2 separate regions of the Homo sapiens genome follow, and region 1 is linked to region 2. A link is a contact called in ENCODE Hi-C data. All regions are on one chromosome and are shown on one strand. The core of a region is the stretch at or near the end of the contact, and the rest is flanking DNA. Distances in the headings are between cores, read along the strand shown. Region 1 holds the start of MBD3L1 (methyl-CpG binding domain protein 3 like 1). Region 2 holds the start of EVI5L (ecotropic viral integration site 5 like).

Region 1 (4,543 bases), core at 1,872-4,371, 1.0 Mb before region 2:
CAATGGGTGTGAAGTAGTATTTTATTGAAGTTTTGATATTAACTTCCCTAATGATTAATGGGGCCGAGCATCTTTTCATGTATATATTTGCCATTTGTGTATCTTCTTTGTAGAAATGACGATTCGAACTCTTTGTTCATTTTTCAGGCTGGGTGCAGTGGCTCACACCTGTAATCCCAGCACTTAGGGAGGCCAAGGTGGGCAGATCACTTGAGGTCAGGAGTTCAAGACCAGCCTGGCCAACATGGCAAAACCCTCTCTCTGCTAAAAATACAAAAATTAGCCAGGCGTGGTGGTGAACGCCTGTGGTCCCAGCTACTTGGGAGGCTGAGGCAGGAGAATCGCTTGAATCCAGGAGGCAGAGGATGCAGTGAGCCAAAATGGTGCCACAGCACTCCAGCCTAGGTGACAGAAGGAGACTCCACCTCAAAAAGAAAAAAAAAAAAAAACTCTTTGTTCACTTTTAATTGGGTATCTTTTTATTGCTGAGTCGCAAGCCTTTATATATTTTGAATACAAGTCATGTATCAGATAAATCATTTGTAAATGTCTTCACCCAGTCCATGTTTGTCTTTTTTCTTGATGGTGTCCTTTGAAGCATCAATGTTTTTTAATGTTAAGTCCAATTTATATATTTTTTCTTTCGCCACCTGTTTTTGATGTCATATCTAAGAAACAATTGCCTAACCCAAGATCACAAAGTTTGACACCTATGTTTTCTTCCAAGAAGTTTATAGTTTTAGCTCTTACCTTTAGGTCTATGATCTATTTTGAGCTCACTTTTGTACATGGTGTGAAGTAGAGGTCCAATTTCATTCTCTGTTTTTTGTTTGTTTCTTGGTTGGTTGGTTTTTTTTTTGTTTTTTTTTGGTTTTGGTTTGTTTTTTTTTTTTGATGGAGTCTCGCTCTGTTCTCAGGCTGGAGTGCAGTGGGGTGATCTCGGCTCACTGCAATCTCCACCTCCTGGGTTCAAACGATTCTTCTGCCTCAGTCTCCCGAGTAGCTGGGACTATAGGCGCCCGCCACCACGCCCAGCTAATTTTGGTATTTTTAGTAGAGACGGGGTTTCACCATGTTAGCCAGGATGGTCTCGATATCTTGACCTCGTGATCTGCCTGCCTCAGCCTCCCAAAGTGCTGGGGTTACAGGCGTGAGCCACCACGCCCAGCCCAATTTCATTCTTTTGTATATTGGCATCTAGTTGTCCCAGCACAATTTGTTGAAGAGAACAGTCTTTCCACAGTGAACTTTCCTAGTATATTGAATTTTGAACTTGTTCATTTTTGCTTAAACTTCCTTCAGCCACCTGAAAATGGATATTTTTGGGAAGCAGAGATCTAACTATTTTTTTCTGAAAGGACGGGTGCATGAAACAATATCATTCATTGAAAGTATTTCTTCCTGGCTGATTTTAAATGTTACCACTCTCTTACATAAAATTTTTTCCCTTTGCACTTACCAGTATCTTTTTTTGTTTATGGTTTTTGGTTTTTGTTTTGTTTTGTTTTTTGAGATGGAGTCTTGCTCGTCACCCGGGCTGGAGTGCACCGGCTGCAATCTCGGCTCACTTCAACCTCCACCTCCCGAGTTCAAGCTATTCTCCTGCCTCAGCCTCCCAAGTACCTGGGATTACAAGGCATCCGCCACCACGCCCGGCTAATTTTGTATTTTTAGTAGAGACGGGGTTTCACCATGTTGGCAGGCTGGTCTCGAACTCCTGACCTCAGGTGATCTGCCTGCCTCGGCCTCCCAAAGTGTTGGGATTACAAGCGTAAGCCACCAGGTCCAACCAGCACTTAGTGGTATCTAACGCACCAACCCACCATGTATTCTATTTATCACATTCACTGTCCATTTCTCCTGCCCAACTCACAACTAAAATGCACGTTCTCTGAGGGCAAGGACGTTTACCTATTTTGTTCAGTCTATATCCATGGTGTATAAAACAGAGACTTGTTGGGGGGGAGGTAATAGCATTTATTCCATGAATATGACTACGGCATACACACATACACACACATACATGTCCACACTATATCTGGAAAGATAGAGGAGAAAATTATTTTTGCCTCTGAGCAAAAGAACTGAAAGACCGTGGTGGGAGAATATTTGACTGACTTTGTACCATTCTTAAGTTTTCCTATATGTGTATCTATGACCCAGTCCTCTCCTGCTCCCCTAAACTCTTAGTGTTAAATCACTATGTTCTGCCTTGGGAAAGCAAGTTATAGACAAATGTGCATACATAATCTGATCCTATTGGGTTGTATGAACATGGGGCAGTAACTGTATCAACAATCTAGGGATCCAAGGAAGGCCCTACCCCTGAATCTGATCTCCCACAATCCTGGCTCCTGGGCCTATCCCAACCCACCCACATCATACACCCTTTTATTCATACCCAGATCCCTGCCCCTGGAACTGGTCTCCACCCACTGCCCCCTCCCCAGGCCTGGTGCAGCCCACAGTCCCGCCCCCAGAACTGGTCTCCGCCCACAGTCAGCCCCGCCCCCAGGCTTGCTGCCACCCCATAGCTCCGCCCCTAGAACTGCTCTCTGCCAATCACCACTGCCCTCCAAGACCGGTACACCCACAGCCTAGTCCCCGCCCTCCGCCCGGCCCGGAGCTTATCTCCGCCCACAGCCAGCCCCAACCTCCAGGGCTGTCACAACCACAGCCTGGTTCCCGCTCAGCCCCGCCCCGGAAATGGAGGTCTCCACCCCTGTAACTGGTCTCTGCTCAGTCATCCCCGCTCTAGAAGCCTTATACCATCCGCCCCGAGAACTGGGCCCCACCCACAGCCCCGACCCTGGAACTGGTCTCTGCCCAATCAGCCTCGCCCTCCAGGCCTGGTACGGCCTCAGCCGGTTCCCCGCCTTCAGCCCCGCCCCGGAACTGATCTCCGCCCACAACCAGCCCCGCCCCCAGGCCTCGTGCGGCTCACAGCCTGGCCCCGCCCCCAGGGCCAACCTTACCCCCGCTACTGCCCCAGGCCAGGGCCCAACTTTGTGCCCACTAAGCAAACTAGAACACCTCTGCCCAAGGCTGGGGTTCGCGGCCGCCGCTCCCGCCCGCCGCGCCTGTCGCCTAAGCGCCGAACCCCCAACACGCTCGACTCTGCGAGGCTGCCCGCGCGAGCCGGAAGGGGACGTGCAGCGCACCTCTCCCCAGACCGGAAGCGGAAGCGCGGGGCGGTACCGTGGGAGGGGCCGCGCGTGGGGCAGCGGGGAGCGAGTCCCTCCGTCCCCGCGAGTCGGCGCTTTTGGCCCCGCGGGAGGGGCCGGGCTCGGTGAGCGACTGGCGGGGGCTCGGGTCCGAGTCCAGGGGGCGACGTGGGCCGCGGACACCGCCAGCCACGGGCCCTGCGTCCCTCCAGGGAGCCGTGTTTCGGTTCATGAGGCCTCGGGCTGTGAGCTTAGGTCAGCACGAAGCTGCTGCTTGCTCCTGGGTCGGGGCCCCGCGCCGCTGTTGCCTCCTCAGGGAACCCCAGTCGCCCTCACCCGGGGCGATTCCGCACCCCAGGGGACTTTTGGCTGTAGCTGGAGACGACTGTGGTTTTCACAAATTGTGGGGAGGGGAGGCTGCTACTGTCACCTAGAGGGTGGAGGCCGGGGAAGAGGGACGCTGCTTGCTCTTAAAGATCCTACGTTGTACAGGACAGTCCCCCACAACAAAGAATTATCAGTAGTGCCAGGTTGGGAAACCCTGCTCTAGGGCCTTAAAAAAAAAATCTCTGCAGTTCTGAATAAACTACATAAATTGTTAAAAATTCAGTTTAGTCACTTAATAGGGCCTCTAAGTGACAAGATATTTTTAAAGCCTGTGGAGTCACCATAGAATCTCTCTCCAGCGTAGTAAGTTGAGCAAGTCAAATGCACACAGCGTTAAGCTGCTTTCTCCCCTCTTACGGAGCAGATGGCCAGATGGGAATCAGGTAAAGCCAGTCATGGCCCACAGGCTGGGCCCTTATTACACATTTAATCATTGAGTACCCAAAAAAAGTGAATGGGATGGTGTTTCCGGCAGCCGTATCCAACAACTGTACAACCTATACAAAGCCTCGAAAGAAATCTTTGTGTCTTTTTTTTTTTTTCAGATGAGAAAAGCATCATTCAAGCTCAGATTCGTGTTGAAGCCTGCCACAAGGTCCACCTGTTGTTGTGGGTTTTTGGGTGACCAGGTGAGTACAGTGTGGAACCTACAACAAGGTTTCAGCAGGCTCTGCTGTGTAGAAGAACTCCTCGTGGGCTTTTCCTGTGCTGGGGTTGTAACCACATTGAAGTCACTAAGAGTGAAGGTATCTTAAGGAAAGTTCAAGGTAAAAAGACAGAGGTGTTTATGGTTACATGTGTGTAAATAAGTAAATACAGTTACATGCAAATAAGTATCCACAAAACAAACATACAAATAACGTAAAGATGTGTAACTGTAGCTAAAGACAGATTTTCTGGTATGCCGTAATGCTAAAAGTTTCTGAATTTTATATAAGTATAGAAAATATTTACATGTATATGTAGTGTTACAAGTCTTCCCACTAACAACT
Region 2 (4,832 bases), core at 870-3,369:
CAGTGCCCAGGCTGCGCGGGACTGGACCGGCCCGGCTCCTCGCCCCCTGCAGTCCTGGCCACAGTGTCGCGCCAGCATCTCCTCTCCTGTCTTGTCTCATCCCTGTGCCAGGGCCAAGCCACCTGCGATCCCTTCCAAACCACCCTCCGCTGACCACAGAAGCCCAGAGGAACCTACAGGTTGGACCCTGAGGCCAGAGCTGGGAGTGGGGAGGGCGGCGGGATGGATGGGAAGAGCCACAAAAGACGGAAAGACACAGGGACACGGGTCCTCTAGCTCAATCACATCCCGGCCGAGGGGGAATAAAACGAAGCAGACAACTCATTCATGTTCCACTCGAGCCTCTTCAGCACATTTTTCCCTTCTGAAAATATTCCTTAACAAAGAGCTGCCTGCTTCTGGCAGGCCCCGACCCAGGTCTCAAATGCCAAGATAGAAGGAAGCTGTTTTGTTTTGGCCAAACACACTAGTTGTGGGTGAAAGAACTCTCGGGCTGTCAGGGGCCAGCTCTGAGGAGCAACCTGGACCGCCCTGCTGGCTCTGGCATTTGAGGCCAGTAGGCGTGATGGGGTCAGGAGGCTGGGGGCAGACTTCAGGACGGAAGCCAGGAGCTGTGAATCCTCTCCCTTCCCGCCAGGGGGTGGCATAAATCAGGGGGCGGGCAGTGGTTCCTTCGGGACACTAGTGTAGGAGAGAAAGTGAGCGTCCTTCCCTTTGAAAGGGCACAGCAGGGAAGGATGGATAACTTGGCAGAGGCCTGGGGCAGGTTCCCACAGGGGTAGGTGCTGGGGGATTCTGGGGCCCTGTCACCCTCCAAGGCTCCAGTGTGGGCGCTGGTTTGGTGGAGGGGCAAGTTGGCTTCCTGGGGTGCGGCAGGCACCTCATGGTCTCTGGAATCTCTGCTTGAGCTGGGGGAGCTGTCGGGGACTCTGGGAGGGCCTGGACAGGTGGGATCTGAGGAGGGGTGCAGAAGTGTTGAGTGGGTGGGGGCAGGGGCAGATATGCCTGGGGTCTATGTTGGAGCTCTTAAGTTTTTCTGTGTGTGCTGGGGGATCTAAGTGACTGTGTGTGTGTGTGTGTGTGTGTGTGTGTGTGTGTGTGTGTGTGTGTTTGGGGTTTTCAGAAAGATGGGTGGCTCTGGATGGGGAGTGGGGTGGTTCAGAATATCCAACGGGAGGTCTTGAGCATGGGTGGATTTTTCAGGATCCAGGAGCCAGGATCCAGATGGGGCAGGATCAGTGGAGCTACCACAGTGTGCTGGGTGGACGCCGGGGAGTGGTGTTTAGGGGTGCCCTTGGGCATGTGGCAGCTGGGGTGGGAGATGGGCTAGCAGGCTGAGCTGAGGGCTGTGGGCAGGGGTAGGAAATCCGACTTACAGAGGCCAGAGAGGGGTCCTGTGGGGTCAGCATGGGGGGCGGGTAGGCCCTGAGGCTGGTCTCCTTGGGGAGAGGTGGGGGCAGTTCTGGGCCCAAGATAGGAGGACGTGAAGTGAGGGGGTGCGGGGAGGGGGTGGCAAGTGTTGTCCAGAAGGGAGGGGTCCTGAGAGATCAGGGCAGAAGGTGGACGGGGGTTCTTGGGCTTGGGGGGCGCTTCTGAGGGGCTGATCGGCGGAGTGGGGGGATGGGGAGCCCTGAGGGGGTTCCCGGAGAGGAGTCCTGAGGGTCACTGCAAAGGGTGGACGGGGGTCCTGGGCCTGCGGGGTCCTCATGGGGAGGGGACGGAGTGGGGGAGGGGGATCCTGCAGGAGCTCCTGGGGAGGGGTCCGGAGGGATCGGCAACGAGGGTGGGCAGGGGCCAGGGTCCTCCGAAGGTCCCGGGCTGGGGATGCCGAGGCTCCCAGCGCGGGTTCCGGGGCACGACGGCCCGAGTTGCGGTCCTGCCGGTTCCCCGCGGGCCGCATCACGGAGCCGCCGGCCTGAGCAGGCGCCCGGGAGGCCCGGCCCGCGCCGCCCTACCTGCGCCGAGCGCGCCGCCATCTCCGTGCCGAGCCTCGCCGCCCCGGGCTGAGCCGCCGGATCCTAGCCGCGCCGTTCGCCCCGCAGCCCCGGCCCGGCCCCCTCAGCCGCCCCCCGGGACCGCGGCCGCCGCCGGCTCCGCCGCTGCCATTTCACCCGCTGACAGGAGCCGCTGCCCCGCCCCCGAGGCCCCATCCGCCAATTCGCCGCCCCCAGGCGCCCTGGCCCCGCCCACCAGCCAGGAGTGACGGGGTGTCTGACCATTCCGTGGCCATTCCGTGAGGCGGGCCCTGGCTACGTTCAGAAGGTTGCCGCCTCTGAGGAGAGAGCGAATTGAAATGAGGGAAGCGGTGAAGGACAGGTAGTTTTGCGTATCGGAATGAGGAATCCTATTGATCAACACCTGATAAGACCAATAGCAAGGAAAGTGGGGGTGTGTCCGTGAGGAAAGGCTGCGGCCCTGAGGAACACCAGGCAGACGCGGCCAAGCGTTTGGCACTAAGCCCCGCCCAGAGCCGGGCTTTCTGCCCAATAACGAGACGCCCCGAGACGTCCATTATTATCTGCCCCTCAAACCTGGGCCCTGGCAACTGCTGGGGGCGCCATAAAGAAGATTGACACCTAGGGAACCAATGCTACTGAAGGAGGGCGGGAAAGTGACACTCTCTGACCAATGGGTATGTGAGATTGGTGGGAGCATTGGCGTCCTGGGCGGTGGGGCTTGAGGCCTGGGTTGAATGAAATGGGGGTGGGGCTAAGAGGAGGGCGTGGCCTAGGCCAGAGATGGGGCGGGGTCAAGCAAGGGAGGGGCTCGGGGGTTGGGTCTGAGAAGGGGCGTGGCCAGAAATCCTGAAGACTCACTGGGGACGTGATGGCACCGTGTCGTCTAGGAGCCCAGTTCTGTGCTGGGGACGGGGCGGTTGATATTGGGGGCGGGTCCCATAAAAGATTCAGGCCCGTCCCCTGTCTTACTCCAGGCCAGGTTAAATGTGTTCTCTAAAGCTCACAGAGCCGCGTGTTTCTCCATCAAAGCTCGGTTCGCGCCGTGATCGTGGGGAGGGATAGGCCCTCCCATTCCCCATCCTCCCAGGCTGATAGATCCTCGGGGAGTCGGGATGCAGGGCCTAGGTCGGGTCTCTTCCAGGTCCCCAGCATGGAAACTGCTTATAAACATTTGATGAATGAATGAATGAAAATGGGCCCGTGACTCTTTTAACAGAGAAGGGAGAGGTGGAGAATCCTTCAAGCTAGAGAGGAATTCGTAGGGACAGTTACTGACAGCGGGCAAGACTGACCAAAATGGACTTATTTCCTCCCCAAGATGTAGGGATGGGCCCTGGAGGGGGTGGGGCAGGGAAGGACCTTGTCATAGCAGAGAGGGTGACGTCATAAGTGTGTTTTTATTTATTTATTTTTCAGAGACAGGGTCTCGCTCTGTGTCCCAGTTTGCAGTGCAGTGATGCGAACATAGCTCAATGCAGCCTCGAACTCTTGGACTCCAATGATCCTCCCGCCTCAACCTCCCCAGTAGCTGGGACTACAGGTGCGTGCACACCATGCCCGGCTAATTTTTTTGGTAGAGGCTGGGGTCTTGGTATGTTGCTCAGGCTAGTCGGAAACTCCTGGTGCCAGGTTCTCCCACTTCAGCCTCCCAAAGTGCTGGGATTACAGGCATGAGCCACCTCGCCCAGCTAGATGTCCTAAGTTCAGAATGGGGAAGGGAAGGCTGGACCCAGGGAGGGGCACGTCAGGACTTCCTAAGGTCTGAGAGCTCAACCTTCTCTGTAGTAGGAGACTCTGTGTGGCCTTGCAAGCAGTGACTGACATCCACGTATGGTCCCGGCCTCTGTCCAGCTCTCTCTGCCTCTCCCTCCCTCTTCCTGTCTATTTTGCATCTGCCAACGTTCTGGAACTGTTAATAAACCTCCCCAGGGTCCGGGCGCGGTGGCTCACGCCTGTAATCCCAGCACTTTGGGAGGCCGAGGCGGGCAGATCACGAGGTCAAGAGATCCAGACCATCCTGGCCAACATGGTGAAACCCCGTCTCTACTAAAAATACAAAAATTAGCTGGGCATGGAGGCGGGTGCCTGTAGTCCCAGCTACTTGGGAGGCTGAGGCAGCAGAATCGCTTGAACCTGGAGGCGGAGGTTAAAATGAGCTGAGATCGCTCCACTCTACTCCAGCCTGGCGACAGAGCGAGGCTCCGTCTCAAAAAAAACAAAAACAAAAACAAAAATTAGCCAAGTGTGGTGGCGCACGCCTATAATCCCAGCTACTCAGGAGGCTGAAGCTCGGGAATCACTTGAACCCGGGAGGCAGAGGTTGCGGTAAGCAGAGATCATACCACTGCGCTCCTGCCTGGGTGACGGCGCGAGACTCTGCAAGCAAGAAAGGAAGGAAGGAAAGAAAAGAAAGAAAGGGAAAGAAAAGAAAAGTCCTGGGGTCTCTGGTCCTAGAATACTAGCAGGAATGTGGGAGACAGAGTGGTCTGCGGAGGTTCAGGCCAAGGTGGGGTCCAGAACCTCCCTAGGAAGAGGTCGTGACCAGTTATTTTTCTGGGACCATGCCTAGGAGACACTCAACAGCTGGTGTCTGGGGGATAAAACCAAGCCTAAGGCAAATGAACAGAACATTTGACCCCCTCTTTGCACTACCATTTTCACACAAAAAATGGTTTCATTCCCAGGACACTTTGATTCCATTTTTATAAGCGCAGTGGGAAAAAAATAAATCCAACACATTTCTGTTGGAAAAGACTTTTCCATCAAACACCGCATTAAGCCAGTCAAATTCCTGGATCCCTTTTCTATACAGTGCAGTGAAACTGTTTCCAAAGTTTTTTTTTGATAGAATTCATTTTTATCAGGAACATTTTT

What was found. A loop is a pair of places that touch in the nucleus more often than their neighbours do. Pooled maps may share reads with other maps.
Region 1: a loop to region 2 is called in a pooled map, with 14 times the contacts of the local background. The contact joins the promoter of MBD3L1 here to the promoter of EVI5L in region 2. A Hi-C loop is called at or near these places in 14 of 50 pooled maps.

The regions. Positions count from the first base shown.
Region 1 is chr19:8,830,955-8,835,497 of GRCh38, reverse strand. It overlaps MBD3L1 (methyl-CpG binding domain protein 3 like 1), which reads right to left and starts at 3,121. Exons shown (of 3, transcript NM_001393532.1): 1 at 2,976-3,121. ZNF558 (zinc finger protein 558) reads left to right here and starts at 3,194. Exons shown (of 10, transcript NM_144693.3): 1 at 3,194-3,289; 2 at 4,097-4,180. RefSeq lists silencers at 2,385-2,644, 3,145-3,414.
Region 2 is chr19:7,827,505-7,832,336 of GRCh38, reverse strand. EVI5L (ecotropic viral integration site 5 like) reads right to left here and starts at 2,119. Exons shown (of 20, transcript NM_001159944.3): 1 at 1,956-2,119. RefSeq lists a silencer at 2,023-2,262.